Linked DNA regions of Mus musculus: region 1 is linked to region 2. The links are chromatin loops, found by intact Hi-C in ENCODE. Cell type or tissue: gastrocnemius. All regions are shown on one strand. Region 1 overlaps Dhx34 (DEAH (Asp-Glu-Ala-His) box polypeptide 34). Region 2 overlaps Slc8a2 (solute carrier family 8 (sodium/calcium exchanger), member 2).

Region 1 (2,500 bases), 53 kb before region 2:
GAAGAGACTAAGGAAAGTGCCAGGCCTGCCCACAGTCGCCTCCATGGGCTAGGTGTTCCACTCTACCCACAGGAAGCTGAGGTCGAGTCACCGCCTGGGCTGCACAGGGAGAGGTAGATAATAGCTCTAGGGTCACATGCTGCCCCAACCGATTCTCCTGTCAGTCAGATGTCTGCACTATTCAGACCCCTCTGGTTTTGTTTCCCGGGGAAGGGCAGGAACCTGTGCAGGGGCCACAGGAAGTTGTGGCCCATGACCCACTGAGGCCTTTCCCTTGTGCCAGCCACCATTACTGTTGGGGCTGGGGGTCTGTGCCAGCTGGGTGGGGCTTACGTGCCAATGAAAAGCAACACAGCCAGGGCTTCTGCATACTACAGAGAGAGGCATGGTGTGGGACCCCGTGAGATGGTAGCAATGAGACATTCACCATTTGGGGTGACATCTGGATCCTAATCCCCTCTTGCTACTCCTTGCTTATGATGAGGGGAACATCACCCAAATGCCTGTCTTTCACCTATCCATGTACCCAGCTGTCTACCCATCAACCCTCATCTGTCCTTCCCTTCCCTGGCCATTCAGCTTCATGCCCACCTCCACTTGTCCACCCATCCACTCAAATGGACATCACCTGCCTCCAGTCCATCCACCCATAGTCAGCCCTACCCTTGTGAGATTGGCTCTGCCTTGGTGTCAGGAACCCATGTGCCTCTCTGTCTGGGGTCTTCCGGCCTCCATGTTCCTGCCTCAGCCTCCAAGGATTGGGATTAAAGCATGTGTCACCAGTTAACTACTTCCTTTGGTCACACTCCCTTTTTTGTGACTCCCTAAGGTGCCTTGATTCTTAGGTTTCCAGGATATTGCACTCTTTAATTTTATCCTTGTCTCTTTAAGTTGAATGTTGACTGGTGGTGGGGCTGGCTTTGTGCTGACCACTGTGTCTCCAACATGGCACCAGAGCATGGCAGAGGAGGCCTGCAGCATTGTTGGGCGGTTATATTGAGTAGACAGATGGATGGACGGGAGAACAGGCAGGTGGGGGGGGGCTAGGTAGTCAGGCAGGTGATGGGTAGACACTTGGATGGGTGGACAGGTGGGGTGGGCATGAAGCTGAATGGACAGGGGAGGGAAGGACAGATGAGGGTTGATGGGTAGTCAGCTGGGTACATGGATAGGTGAAAGACAGGCAGAGGCAGACAGTTGGGTACATGGATGGACGGGGGATGGATAGGTAGATGGGATAGATTAGTGGGAGAGGGACATGGGGTGTCGTGGTGGACAAGTAGGAGGTGGGCAGGTGAGGGATGAACAGGTGAGTGCACAGATGGATGGGTGAATGAGGGGTAGGCAGGGACACAGCCAGGTGGCACCTGAGGTGGCCTCCTGAGCCGCACAGCTTTTCTCTTGCAGTCCCTCCTGCTGTTCAGCCGCTCCATTGACACCAACGGTGACTGCTCCCGCCTGGTGGCTGACGGTTGGCTAGAGCTGCAGCTCGCAGATAGCGAGAGTGCCGTCCGGCTCCTGGCAACATCCCTGCGGCTCCGTGTCCACTGGGAAAGTGCCCTGGACCGGCAGCTGGCCCGCCAGGCCCAGCGACGGAAGCTAGAGCAGGAGGAAGACATGGGGTCTCCAGCAGTCAGCCCCCAGGAGGTGGCTGCTCTGAGCAGGGAGCTGCTGCAGTTCATGGTGGCCAAGGTACCAGAAGGGGGCGTCACTTAGTGGGGGCTCCTTTAAGGATTCAAAGAGGCTCAGTGGTACCTGAGGTCACATGGCTGATGTGGGGAAGCACCGGTGTTTGGCTCTAGAGGCCATGCTGCTAGACACCACTATGTGCCACGCACTGAGCAGATGACAGGTGCCTTCTGTATGCTAAGGACATGCGCAGCATGAGGGCCCAGGGGTCTCCTGTGAGAACAGAGAGGAAGATGTGAGCAGAGTGGGCTGAAACCATCCTCATGGCTGGGAATAGTCATTTCTGATTCTGCACCATGGGAGTCCAAGGAGAGGGGTGAATCCAGGCTGACTTCAGTGTGTGTGTGTGTGTGTGTGTGTGTGTGTGTGTGTGTGTCAGTCACACGCATGTGAAGACAGGCCTAGGCAGTTGGGGAAAGGGGACCAAGCCTGAGGCACCTTGCAGGAGGGACAAGGTAGCTAAGGTCTGGCCGTGGTCTCATCAGCTAGAGGCAGCAGAGGGTGAGCCTGGGGAGGGTGGCTGGAGGAGCCACTGGGGCCACAAAGGTCTGAAAGCAAGTTGGGAGTGGCTTAGGCAAAGTCCAAGGGAGGGCTTTAGGCAGAGCTGGCTCTGGGGGCGCCCACCCCATTTCTGTCTCTGCTCTCCCTTTCTGTAGGTTCCCTACCGCCTCCGAAGGCTCACTGGTCTAGAAGCCCAGAACCTCTACGTGGGACCCCAGACCATCACGACCGCCCCTAGTCTGCCCGGCCTCTTTGGAAATTCTACCCTGTCTCCACACCCCACCAAGGGGGGCTACGCTGTCTCTGATTA
Region 2 (2,500 bases):
CTGCTGAAATTACGGGCAACCAAGACCATGTCCAATTGAGTTTCAAAATAGTATGCCGACGGGCCTCTGGAGTGGGGCGGGCGCTGTCCGCGGTGCTGAAAGACCTCATCTGGGACTGCGGGTCGGATGAGGAGCGTCTCCCAAGACACACCGGGCTCCTCAGATTCACAAACAGACACAGTGACACACTGACACAGTGGCATACACTTTGTCATGCACTCTCTTAGACAGCCCATAAGCCGCTAACACAGTAGTCAAAGCTTGGTGACGGGCATGCCAATCAGTGCTCTGACAGGCAGCCTAGGAGAATCCCAACTGAAAGGACAGTGAGAGACTAGAGCTAGACAAGGAGAGGACTGACCTGAGATCTTAGAAAATAGCTTTCCTCCCAGGTTTCTGAAAATTCTATTCTACCCCTAAGACTCCAGTCTCTTTACCTTCTCCTTTCCCTTTATTTCTCAATGACCCCGGGTTCCCTGGGTCTGAATCTTTTCCTATTTTCTGCTCCTTTTTTTCTCCTTTGCTTCCTTTTCTTTGCGTCTCTCTGTTTTGCCTTTGGCTATCTCCATTAAGTCTCTGATTCCTCCAGTCTCTGTGTTGATCCTGCCCAGGCCTCCACCCCAGCCTGGTTGCTTCAGAGCTCCTCTAATTAGCGCCTGCCCGTCAGAGGAAGGATGTGTTTCCCTAAACGCTAATTAGCCTCCTGTTCTCTTGTCTCCTGAAGCCACAGCTGGAAGCTTGGGCGGAGGCGGGAGATGGGGGAGGACAGAGGGTGTCCCAGGCTGGGGAAGCCTCGTGGGGGAGGAAAGTCCCACAGAATTGCAGCAGCAAGAAGGGAGCAAGTTAGACGATCAGAAGGACAAGAACCATAAAAAGACAACTCTGCCATACCCTCTGTCTCTAGAATTTGGCTAGGGATGATGATAGGGCTCCACTCCAAGCAACCGCCACCAGTCCACCTGCTCATCCCAAAGAGAGAAATATGGAGAGCAGCTTAGGGCTTCTGATTTAAAGCATAACCCGATGCAGAAAGAAAGACTGAGGACTGAGTCCAGATTCCAGAGAGATATAGCCTGGGAGGTCAGAGATACAGGGACGGAAAACCATCATCGGCCCGCTGATGGCAAGGCAGAAGCCCCACGGCTGGAGGGAGCGCGTGGGTGGTATGAGGAGGGAGCCAGCCGCTGCGGGGGCGGTGGGAGCGGAGGAGCAGCGCTGGTTGCGCTCAGCAGGCGCGGGGGAGGTGACTCTCCAGGGACTCGAGCCCAGGGCCCAGGGTTTGCAATGCCCTGTCCGTCTGCACATCTACAGGACCTACGTGTGAGAGTCCAGTCTTCAGGAATCCATGCCCCATGTCTCCCAAGTTCTGTTTCTCTTCTCAGCTCCCTGGGTCTCCCACTGTTTCCCAGTTCCTCCAGTATCTCACAATTCTCACATTTTAGACTTCTCCCACACATAAGGCCTCACCCACCACTCGACCACGACTTCTACTCAGCCAAGCAACTTTTCTCTAGGTTGGCTGGGCCATGGCCACCTACAAACGCTCCTTTCTAAAGCCCCTCCTCCACCTGAGACTCCCCTCCTTGTTTCCACATCCCAACTGACTCTTTCAACCAAAGACCACCCAGGCCCCACCCATTCTCAGACTCCTCTCCCATCTTCCCAGTCAAATTCCATTTTTCACCTTGGGCCCCATTCAAGTCCTTCTCCTTCCTAAAGTCCCACCCAGTCTCCTCAACCCGGTCTCCTCCCATCCATAGATTGGCCATGATCCTTTCTTAAGCCTCACCACCCTTTGGGCCCTTCAAACTTTGTCTCTGCATGGCTCCTCCCACTGTCAAGATCCTATCCTGTCTCTTTAAACCTAAGCTTGACCCAGTCAGATTCTCTTTCTCTGCATGCTCCCCCCTCCCCTCTTGCCCCTAGCCACCCTGCCCCGAGAATTCCCAAGCCCCCACCCCATCTCTACAGCTCCTCACAACCTCCTAGTTAAGTCCATTTCACAGGACCTGGAACTCTGGTGACACATCCAGCCACATCCCCATCTTTTCATTCAACCAGGGCCATTTGTCAGATCCAGCCTGCCTTAGCTCTGTCCCTTCCTTCAGCCAAGGCCATTTCTCAGACCCCACTCATCTTGGCCCTGCCCATCTCCACCAAAAACTATTTCTCACGCTCTGCTCTCTCCAATCCCCAGCCAAATCATTCTTCAGGCTCCACCCACTCCCAGCTAAGACCCTTCCTTAGCAGCCCCTTTCACCCTGGCCCCACTCTATCGCCTGCTAGGGTTATTCTTGTTTGTTTGTTTGCTTGTTTGGGGGGGGGGCAGGGTTTCTCTTTGTAGCCCAGGCTGTCCTGGAACTCGCTCTGTAGACCAGGCTCACAGAGATCCGCCTGCATCTGCCTCCTGAGTGCTGGGATTAATGGCATGAGCCACCACCGCCAGGTTTAGGCCTGTTCTTCAGGTCAGCTTTACCCTAACCCCACCCCACCCCACTCT

What was found. Peaks named below come from ENCODE experiments on the same cell type or tissue, not always from the same donor. Only the 100,000 strongest peaks of a DNase experiment are listed, where the experiment ranks them.
Region 1: a loop joins it to region 2, with 3 times the contacts of the local background. A loop is called at or near these places in 2 of 42 quality-filtered maps.

Annotation. Positions count from the first base shown.
Region 1 is chr7:16,198,867-16,201,366 of GRCm38, reverse strand. It overlaps Dhx34 (DEAH (Asp-Glu-Ala-His) box polypeptide 34), which reads left to right. Exons shown (of 17, transcript NM_027883.3): 14 at 1,408-1,692; 15 at 2,346-2,500. Among named protein-coding and RNA genes, the nearest start is that of Dhx34, 22 kb to the left of the region's middle. In gastrocnemius, no CTCF peak of the experiment used is centred here; a DNase peak (open chromatin) is centred at 1,533.
Region 2 is chr7:16,145,425-16,147,924 of GRCm38, reverse strand. The region is part of intron 4 of Slc8a2 (solute carrier family 8 (sodium/calcium exchanger), member 2); the gene reads right to left. Among named protein-coding and RNA genes, the nearest start is that of Slc8a2, 17 kb to the right of the region's middle. In gastrocnemius, no CTCF peak of the experiment used is centred here; DNase peaks (open chromatin) are centred at 99, 908 and 1,171.